Linked DNA regions of Mus musculus: region 2 is linked to region 1. The links are chromatin loops, found by intact Hi-C in ENCODE. Cell type or tissue: gastrocnemius. All regions are shown on one strand. Each heading gives the region's core, and the rest is flanking DNA. Links, peaks and the distances in the headings are about the cores only. Region 1 has its middle 55 kb from the start of Nod1. Region 2 has its middle 15 kb from the start of Gm38539.

Region 1 (5,374 bases), core at 323-5,322:
CCAACACTGACCTCATCGCCTGAGATGGAAGGAACCTCACCCACAATCAGCTTAAGGTTCCCAGAGGCACTGAGTGCTGGAAAGGCTCCCTGTGATAATTTAGAACAGAACGAGGCTGTAAATAAGAAAATGAGAATGCTGAATAAGCTGTGGTTTGTCCCAGCCCCCCTTAATTACTTGGCTACTTTGAGTTGGTGTCTAATGCCTTGAGATTTTCCCTTGATTGCTCTCTTCCTCCGTGCACATTTGTTTTTGTTGTAAAACCAACCTTATAATGTTGAGCATTGAAAAATACTGCATATAATCGTGTTCCTTTTCTATTGCTTTGACCAAACACCTCAGAAGTACAGCTTAATGAAGAGATGTGGGCTCATGGTTCTGTGGTTTCAGGCCAAGGCTGATCAGATCAGTACCTCTAGGCTTCTGGTAGCAGGCATGTATGGCAGAAGAGGCTGTTTACCTCATAGCCATGGAGCAGAAAGACCCAGAAGTTAGGGAATGAGGCATTAGCGTTCCCTTTGTAGGCTGGTTTCAGCGATCCACTTCCTCCAATAGGCCCATGTTCCCAGTGTCCACCATTCCCAACAGTCCACTGAGCTTCAGGTCCACTCCAACCCTCATCAGCCGAACACCTCTCAGTGGGTAGCTCTACCAATTGGGGTCTAATACATATAAGCCTTTGGGCGTATACTTCATACCCAAATCAAAACAGTAATAATACAGCTACTTTAATTTTTTGTAATGATTGTTTATACTTTGCTGAAATATCTTTAATTAAAAAATGGGGCTGGTGAGATGGCTCAGTGGGTAAGAGCACCCGACTGCTCTTCCGAAGGACCAAAGTTCAAATCCCAGCAACCACATGGTGGCTCACAACCACCCGTAATGAGATCTGATGCCCTCTTCTGGAGTGTCTGAAGACAGCTACAGTGTACTTACATATAATAAATAAATAAATCTTTTAAAAAAATGTATTTGTGTGTGGGAGAGGGTTGGGGGAGCAGTACATGCATGCATGCCACAGTATGTATCTGGAGGTCAGAAAGCAACTTTAGGAGTTGGTTCTTGCCTTCCACCGTGTAGGCACCAAGACTCACCAGGCTTGTTGGAAAATGTCCTTAGCCACAGAACCTCACTGACCCTCAAACACCCCTCTCACTGTTGCAATCACACTGTGTGTCTGCAGATATTTTTATGTAACTCTGACTGGCCTGCAACTCACTATGTAGAATAGACCTCACTGAGATCTGCTTGCTTCTGCCTTCCAAATGCTGGGATTAAAAGGTGTGTGTAAACACACACTATGTCTGCAGTTCTTTTTTAATAAAACATTTCTCTCACATTCTCATGCTCTTAATAACTACCAGTTGTGTTCTACAAATTTGAGAATTTAATTTAATTTAATTTTTCGCTTAATTACATTCTAGTGATTAGACATTCATGCTTCCAGACTGACTGTAGTGCTGGTGATGATAGCAATGTTTTGGTAGAATTGAAAATCCTTAAAGAGCCAGGCGTGGTGGCGCATGCCTTTAATCCCAGCAGTTGGGAGGCAGAGGCAGGCGGATTTCTGAGTTCGAGGCCAGCCTGGTTTACAAAGTGAGTTCCAGGACAGCCAGAGCTATACAGAGAAACCCTGTCTCGAAAAAACAAACAAACAAAAAAAGAAAATCCTTAAAGTTATTTCTTTGGAGCGGGATGGTCGAGGCAGAACTCTTCCTATTATGCAATTTTATTTCATTGTCACCCAAGTTACGGGTGTGAGGAATGATTTAGAAAGACAGAAAACCAGAGAACAGTGTAATATAATAACCAAGGGCATTTCCATGGAAGAGGAAAGCTCTGTGGCCCTGCCCTTCAGCCTAGACACTGTCCAAACACTGCCCATGCCCCAGATGTGCATGTCTGAAGATTGTTCACTGGTGGTGGCAATAATGGCCACAAGAGGAGTTGGCAGTCCCAAAGAGTGGCTCCCGTTGTAAGGAGGCCTGCGTGTGATGGTGGGAAGTATGCAGGGGTTGGACTCTTCCTTGACTGAGGCATGTCATATCTCTGGGTGGGTTCACTCGACCCGAAGAAGCCCAGTCTAAGCCCAGGCCAGTGGAAACTGCTTCCCTGCACAGCCTCGTGGAGTGGAAATGCTTCTTGAACAGGGACAGTGAGAATCAGGGATGCAATTGTGCACATTGTCTTGTTAGCCAGGACAGGCTTATGATGAAGCAAGCAAACTGTCAGGATGGGACCTGGGCACATGTGGAAGACCACACTTATCCTGTTTGGGACTTCAGGCTCACGTGATCCAAACCCTCACTCCACCAGAGAGTAAACTGGTATCAGGTGGCAAGAGTGACAAGGGAATGCCACACAGCTGATCACTGGTGGCGCTGAAGTGAGAACACAGTTCAAAGTCTTCAGTTTACTTTGCAACTAACTAACTAACTAACTAACTAACTCCTTGCCTATTAAGTGCGGGCAGGCAGGCCAAGCAGAAAGGGACTTTTCTGCAAAGGCACAGTGAGTCTGTTTGGCATCCAGTATTTCTCAGGAAACCTCACGTTTACTCCTTCAATTAAGATGCCTGCATTCCAGGACACTGGAGTCAGGCTGAAGGGCATCAGTGAGCGTTGTGTCCGGGGAGCACCATGGGATAGCATCGTGGGCAGGAAGAGTGCGATAACCAACAACTGCATCCTCCATCCTCCATCCTCCAGCCAGGAGACTGGGTAGATGGAAGTCAGCAGGTACATTCTAGAGCTGCAGTCACATGGGGTGTGTGTCTGTGACTTTCATTACAGGAGGACCTCAAAGAGCCAACTGTACCGGGTCCCTGGTGACAGGTGCACTATTTCACTCTCTCATTTCTTAAAATAAAATTATTTACTTGGTGTGTGCCCGCCCATGCTCACATGTGCATTTCCCCCTGTGAACGTGGGTATGTGCATGCCATGGCTTGCATATGGAGGTCAGGCTCCATGGTCTCCATCCACCTTGAGACAGGGTTTCTTTTGTTTCTGCTGCTGTGCTGCCCTCTTCAGGCCAGAGAACTGACAGGCTTCTCTTTGGTTCTCCTACATCTCACAGTAGGGTACTGGGACTACAGACGTATACAACTGCATCTGGTTTGCATGTTGGGTTCCAGACATCAAACTCCAGTCGTCACTTGTAAGCACTTTTACCTGCTAAGCCATGAAACTCAGACCAAAGCAAACTGTGCTAAATAAAAAGAAACTATCTTAATTCCATTTATCCATCACGTCAAAGACAGCAATACACGCAGAGAACTGGCTAAGAACTCATTAAAAGATGACTTGGTCAGTCATTCACTAGTGCTGAGGGTTCAAATCCCAGGGCTTCTGGCAGCTGTGTGACCTTATACAAGTGACTTAGCTTTTCTGTTGTTGAGTTTCCCATCTGTAAGCAGGCTGGTTAAATAATGCTCCTCCTGTAGGGTTATTTGAGCAAGCAGGTTAAATAAATTAATATAAAGCTCTTACCCAGTATCCATGCGCAGTTAGGGCCCCAGAAACAGCGACTCCCATTACCTCATCAGTCTGTTTTCCTCTGGTGCTGCCTCAGTGGAAGCAGGAGTTAGGGCAGGCAGAAGCAGAGATGTCCTGTGCTACCCTTCCCAACCTTAAGTATATAGCCAAGACAACACCACCCCTTCACACAGCCCAGACACAAGAGGCCACGTGCAATGCTAAGTGCTGAGGGATGAACCAGCATCCATATCTGTAACTGTCTTCTTTATTTTGTAAAGGGGCCTCGTATCCAGGAAAGCAGGTGTACTGGCTGGTTGTATATGTTAACTTGACACAGGCTGGAGTTATCACAGAGAAAGGAGCTTCAGTTGAGGAAGTGCCTCCATGAGATCCAGCTGTAAGGCATTTTCTCAATTAGTGATCAAGGGGAAAGGCCCCTTGTGGGTGGTATTATCTCTGGGCTGGTAGTCTTGGGTTCTATAAGCAAGCAAGCTGAGCAAGCCAGGGGAAGCAAGCCAGCAAGTAACATCCCTCCATGGCCTTTGTATCAGCTCCTGCCTCCTGACTTGCTTGAGTTCCAGTCCTGACATCCTTTAGTGATGAACAGCAGTTTGGAGGTTTAAGCTTAAGAATAAACCCTTTCCTCCCCAACTTGCTTCTTGGTCATGATGTTTGTGCAGGAATAGAAACCCTGACTAAGACAGCAGGGCATGGGCTGGACAGACAAGAGGCTTTCCATATCAGAATCCATGGCTGAAGTTCGCTTCTGTTTATCAGCAAGTGGTTCTCTTTCTAGCACTTCTTTCTCCCACTCATAACACTGTAGCTCTGACTCCTGCCTGTAATACAAAGATATGAGAACCTGGAGGAGGGAGATGAGACTGGAACAAGAAGGAGGAAGTGGCTGGGCTAACTCCTGGAAATTGACTTCCTTCCACTGCACAGGTGGCCAGCTGGCCTTACATGTGACGTCACCACCAGCAGCCTGGGTACAGGAAAAGCAAGTTCACAAGCTACTAAACCCGCAGGATGGGCCAGATGCCTGCTGTGGCATTTAGATGTTCAATCAAGTGTTTCATTAGGTGACGTGTAAGGCTCTGATTCCTGCTACTGTGATGTGCTTGCTTACTAGGAAGGGTCTAAGGTCTCACTATACTGGGCTCAACTTTATGATCCTTCTGTCTTAGCCTCTGGGGTTCTGGGAATACAGGTATAGGCCAACACAACCAGCCAAGAGGACTCATTAGTAGCCAACAAACTCTTGTGCCTGCCCCAAGTAGTCCAGTGATTCGCACATCTTCATCATAAACTGACTTCCGGTACATCTTCTCTAATCTCCTCCCCCATGGCACATTTTAGCCACGTGATATGCTGTAATTCTGTTTCAGTTCCAAAGGACCACAGTCAGATCTAAGCTTCCTACCACCCCTGGCAGTATTTGTCTCCCCAGTGCTGCTGCCCTATTTGAGGGTGCTCTGTCTCCTCACATCTGGTAGTTCTCTCCTTGCCGCTACATCCAGAACCCCTCTGTCTGTCTCACCATCGGTCCTTCCATACATGGTACAGTTTTCAGTTCAGCAAGTCACGGGTCTAACAGTGGATTCTTTTCATTCACCTGTCCCAGAGACCATCTTAACCTGTGCAATGACTTCTCCTTTGTTATTTTTTCTTTTGATCCTCCTATGAAAGAAGAGGTCACCATTGGAGCGGCTTCCCTCTAAAACACACGAGGCAGTGGCCCTGTAGGACTTCCACCATGGCCCCTGATTCCTGAAATCAGCCCATGAACAGAGTCAAGAAGCTAGTTTGCTTACCCGTGCTGCTGTTGTACTTTCTCTTATTTCTTGGATTCCCACCATCCTGTCCTCCAAGAGCCCAGGAGCCTCCTCTGT
Region 2 (5,374 bases), core at 269-5,268, 99 kb before region 1:
AAGATTTATTTTTTATTATATATGAGTACACTGTAGCTGTCTTCAGACACACCAGAAGAGGGCATCAGATCTCATTGCAGATGGTTGTGAGCCACCATGTGGTTGCTGGGATTTGAACTCGGGACCTTTGGAAGAACAGTCAGTGCTCTTAACCGTTGAGCCATCTCTCCAGCCCCTACATCTTCATCTTAAGGCTGCTAGCAAATACTGGCTTCCAGGCAGCTAGGATGAGGGTCTTACAGCCACAGTGACACACCTACTCCAACAGGGCCACATCCTCTAATAGTGCCACTCCCTGGGCTGAGCATATTCAAGCCATCACGAGCATCCAAACTGCCCTATAAATGAGAGTTGAAGAATTTGATTCTCATTTATGTGTTCATCTGTAGCCTAAATGAGGAGGGGGAGGGGCATTTATGGTTCCTAAGGGCAGAAAGCAGTGTGGATGCCAAGTGTAGACTCCAAGTTTGAGTAGTCTGGACAGAGGGGCTAGGGGTGACAGGCAGTAGCAGAGAAAATCTCATCCCACCCCAACATGGCTGAGAGGACCCCATCCTACATTCCTGTTAGGGCTTAGTTGCTTAGGAACAGAGGCCTAAGGGGGCAGTGCCCAGCTTTGCCATCATAATTACTGAAATCTCAGGCTTCAGGGATGGAAGGAGACCCACCTGACTGAACACAGGTGAACTGCCTGCTTTTCTCCCTCCCTGTACCTTCTATATATCCTGAAACACTCAGCAATCACAGAGCAACCCTTGTTCCCCTGTCCCTGAGCTCTGGACCCCAGTGTGGCCTAGACATGTTGAGGACCTAGATAGGAATCTAGATGATTGGACAGCTTGAGTCGTGAGGAATCTAGGGTATATTACAGAGTCAAGGGAGGAACTGGTTAGGTTCTGGGAAGGTCAGGCACTTTGGGGACTCTACCTCAGGGGCCTGGCTGCAACCGTCCCTGGATTCCCATTCAGATTCAAGTTCCCTGAAAAGAAAGTATTCTCACGAGGATACTCAGTGCTGGTGCTTGCCTGCACACATGAAGTCCTGGTACTGTATGATGATGGCGATGATGATGGTGGTGGTGATGATGATGGTGGTGATGGTGGCGACGACATCAGCCCAAGGGAAGAACTAAGCCATATCAGCTGCTCAGGGCTGATGCTACTTGTTTGGGTTTGGTTTTTGTTTTTGTGGAAGAAACCCCAGGTATGTCATGCTTGGCCCATCCTCCTTGGTCTTGAAGGGTTGAACACAGGAGCCAAACAATAGCAATCACCCTCAGGAGGGAGGGTCAGGGGGAGAGGGAGGGCTCAGGGGAGAGGGAGGGCTCAGGAGGAGCTAAGGAGGAGAGGGAGGGCTCAGGAGAAGGAGGGCTCAGGAGGGAGGGTCAGGAGGAGAGGGAGGAGCTAAGGAGGAGAGGGAGGGCTCAGGAGAAGGAGGGCTCAGGAGGGAGGGTCAGGAGGAGAGGGAGGGCTCAGGTGTAGAGGCTCAGGAGGAGAGGGAGGAGCTAAGGAGGAGAGGGAGGGTCCAGAAGGCAATGCACTGCCTTGGGGGCCACAGAGCTCGTAAGGGAGAGGCAGAGCATGAGGTCTTGCAGGCTTAGACAGTTGCTCACGTCACCCCCAGGAGAGCTCACTCAAGGCCCACGGAGAACTAACATCCTTCCACTTCATGAGATGCGCTTTGAGTTCCTTTTAGCATCGCCTTGGGCCACCCAGGTGGTCCTGGGCATTGCGTTTTCACTTAACTGCTGGAAAGATTTGACCTCAACTCAAGAACCCACTTCAGTTCTTCTGGTCAGGAGTTCTGGGCACTCTGGTGAAGGGCGCTCTCAAACGCGCCCAAAACCAACCAGGAGGAATTCAGCAGGGAGAGGGCTCAGTTAACTCCTTAGCAAGATCACTCCTTAAGAGGTAGGGAAGGGAAGAGAAAACTTGAGAAAATACACTGAGATCCGAAGCCGAAGCAGCTAAATTTGTAAGTCTCTTTAGGAAATGAATACTGACTACCTACTCTGTATCAAGGGACATGTTTCATGTTTAAAGATCCTAAAATAGCTAGGCTACCACTCAGCTTTGGCACCTCGCTGAACAAGGGTGAAAGCATTTGGATGTTTAGGGAAATTGTCAAGAGTTGCGATCCCCAGTGCTTAGATCTGCGCGGCTCAGTGCTAGAGCAGGAAGCTTGATCCCCAGCACTACAAAACAAAACCTGCATGCTGGGGAGAATCGGGAAGTTTAGGAAATTTAAAACAGCTTCCCCTTCTGTCACGAGAAATAACCACCTCTCTGCCTATGGCTATAATACGGTTATGAGATGAGCACTAAAAATGTAACGTTTATTCTTGGCCAGAGAACTGGAGAAGCCTGGAGACCAGCAGAGACTATTTATTAGTCAGCTGATCTCTAAGAACTGACTTTGGCTTTGCATATCTGTGTGGTAAGGCCTGTGGTGGACTCATTCCATCCACACCCCACGCCGTGGGGCCACCACAGCCCTGGCTTTGCAGGTGAGAGATGTATTGAGTCAACAAGTGGCATCGATCAGAATCACCCCAAATCTCTTATTCTCAAAGTCTGAGGCAGCCCACAGTTGAGAAGGGACAGAAGCTCTGTTACTTTCTAGAAAGACAGATCCGTGATCACATGGTCCCAGAGCTCAGACTTCATCTTCAGGAGATGGTGGGATACTATGGACCGATAAGGGCTGAAAGAGCTGTATCCTCAAAAACAAAACAAACTAAACCAAGCAAGCAACAACAACCCGAGCGAACCTGGTCTCTGCCAATTCTCTAACAGAGATGTAAAGCGAGAAGGGAAAGCTGTGGCAGGAGAGAATGCCTGTGCTTGCCAGTGTAGCGCTGCCCCCTAGTGGAAATAATGTTGTCTAACATGGTTCAGCATGACTGGCTGCCAGGGATACTCCTAGGCGAGGGAAGAAATGAAAGGAAAAGAAAGTGGAAAGGCTTACATGGTGTGTATTTCCCGGTATTCATTTGGGCAGCACTAGGAATTGAATCTAGGGGCCCTGGCATGCCAGGAACGCACTCTACCACACTCCATGTGTCGCATATTCTCCCCCTTTGTTGCTGCCACCGTTGTTTGGTTTTTGATACAGGGTCTTGCTATCTATGTAGCTCAGGCTGGCCTGGAGCTCTGAATCCCCCCACCTCCCCCGCTTCACCTAACCCAAATCTTCTCAAGGTCTTTTGGCATGTTTCCTTGTATGCATATTTCCTTTGTTACAATGAGCTTACCCCTGACTTCCCATCCTACAGTGCTTCAGATGATGACTAAACTTCATCTAGCTGTCTGCAGGACTTAAAGGACAGCATCACAGGGCTCTTGAGAGTGGAGAGGGGTGTTGTTTGACATCCCACGCCTGCTGGGACCTGAGATGGGGCTGGCCCCATGCCCTTTGCTGAAATGCAGGCTGCTGATTTGGGATCAAGGTGAAAAAAAGCAACTAAGTAGGAGCTCTGGTAAATTCCCTCCCTCCATCCTGAGAACGCCAGGGGAGGAGCATGGGTGGGAGTGGCTTGCAGTCTACACAGCTTGCTTTGATCTTGTGCAATGTAGCCGGCCCACCTTAATCTGAGGTTGTGCCTAACACAGCTCCCTACTTTATGGAAGCTCTAGTCACGAGAGCCAGCAGGTGGCAGCCTCCAAGTGCGCCTTCTTGCTGAAGAACAGGGAATATGCATGCGCTAAGTGGATTATTATTCAGACACAAAGAGGAAGTGAATGTTGTTACACAAATACACAGAAGGAGCCTTGAGGACATATGCCAAGTGACATAAATCACATACAAAAAGACAATCATCACATAATTTCATTTACATGGTATGCTGGCTAGTTTAAGGTCAATTTGACAGCTAGAGTCATCTGAGAGGAGGGAGACTTGATTGAGAAAATGCCTCTGTAAAATCAGGCTGCAGGCAAGCCTGTGGGGCAGTTTCTTAGTGATTGAGGTGAGAGGGCCAGCTCCCTGTGGGTGGCACTACCCCTGAGCTGATGGTCTTGGGTTCAATAAGAAAGCAGGTTGAACAAAACATGAGGGGCAAGCCTGTAAGCAGGACTCCTCCAAGGCCTGTGCATCAGCTCCTGCCCCCCCAGGTTTCTGCCCAGCCTGAGTTTCCTGTCTTGGCTTCCCTCTGTGATGGGGTGTGACCTGGTAGTGTGAGCAAAATAAACCCTTTTCTCCCCAAGTTGCTTTTGGTCCTGGTGATTCATCAAAGCAATAGAAACCCCAACTCAAGCATATGAGGTATTTAAAGTGGTCAAGTTCATAGAAGCGGAAAGTAGAATGCAGGCAACTGAGAGCTAAGGAAGGTTCTAACACCCAGATGCATGGTCTGCTGCCTCCTAGCATCTGTGGCTTCAGATGAGGGGACAGCTGAATATAGAGGAAAGTCAAAGTAATAGAATTGATGTTGCGAGGGATTTGCAAATATTTTTGCTTAGAAGACATTAGAATTCTGGAGCTGACCAGTTCCAGAGTGCTGCTATTAAAGGCATTTGAAACCACAGTTGGTCATGTTTGTTTCTCTTAACTAAACTATAGCCTGCAACCATGCTAGCCCTGAAAGTTACAGGAGCCTCAAAAGAATTATGGGAATGCCAGAGGGGAACAAAAGAGACACTAGACTTGTCCTCCAGCTAGGTACAGGCTAATTAGGATGCTGAATGCAAAATGGGTCCAAATGGCTTTTAAAAATTGTGTTTATGATGCAGCCCAGTGTGAGAACTCCTCAGTGGTCTGATGTCCTGCTGCTTAAACGATGCTAAGTGCTTTATCTCAAGCCAGTATCCAGTGGATGATAACTGCATCAAAAACACCAAGCCAGGAATGTGGTTCATGCCTGAATCTGAGCCATCCTCAGAACAAGGGGACCTGAGCAGGTCCTTCCGTTTGTGTGGTAAACACTTCACCAGCTGAGCCACCTCCCAGGCCCCACCTCACTACTGGATAACTCACTACTTTCGCAACTGCTTTGCTTCTCTGGTGACTTCTCTGGTGGTTTGAATGAGAATGGCTCCTACAGGTTCTTACCTTAGAACACTTGGCCTTCAGTTGATGAAACTGTTTTAGGAATTACTGGGAGGTGTGGCCTTGTCGGAGAAGGTTTGTCGATGGGGCAGGTGATGAGCTTTGGGGTTTCAAAAGCCCATACCAGGCCCAGTCTTGCTGTCTCTCCGCATCCAAATTGCCAATAAGATATAAGCTCTCAGCTACTGCTTCAGCGCCATGCCTGCCCACCTGCTGCCATGTGCCCTGCCATGATGACCACAGACTCACCCTCTGAAACTGTAAGCAATCCCCTATTTAAATGCTTCCTTGTATGAGTTGCTTTGGTCATGGTATCTCTTAAACAGTA

Evidence for each region. Peaks named below come from ENCODE experiments on the same cell type or tissue, not always from the same donor. Only the 100,000 strongest peaks of a DNase experiment are listed, where the experiment ranks them.
Region 2: a loop joins it to region 1, with 12 times the contacts of the local background. A loop is called at or near these places in 15 of 42 quality-filtered maps.

What each region holds. Positions count from the first base shown.
Region 1 is chr6:54,915,373-54,920,746 of GRCm38, reverse strand. No RefSeq gene overlaps it. Among named protein-coding and RNA genes, the nearest start is that of Nod1, 55 kb to the left of the region's middle. In gastrocnemius, for the core only: a CTCF peak has its summit at 3,033 (motif pointing left); a DNase peak (open chromatin) is centred at 3,021.
Region 2 is chr6:55,014,670-55,020,043 of GRCm38, reverse strand. No RefSeq gene overlaps it. Among named protein-coding and RNA genes, the nearest start is that of Gm38539, 15 kb to the right of the region's middle. In gastrocnemius, for the core only: CTCF peaks have their summits at 2,863 (motif pointing left) and 3,650 (motif pointing right); DNase peaks (open chromatin) are centred at 2,501, 2,861, 3,420 and 3,606; H3K4me3 peaks cover 975 bases; H3K27ac peaks cover 198 bases.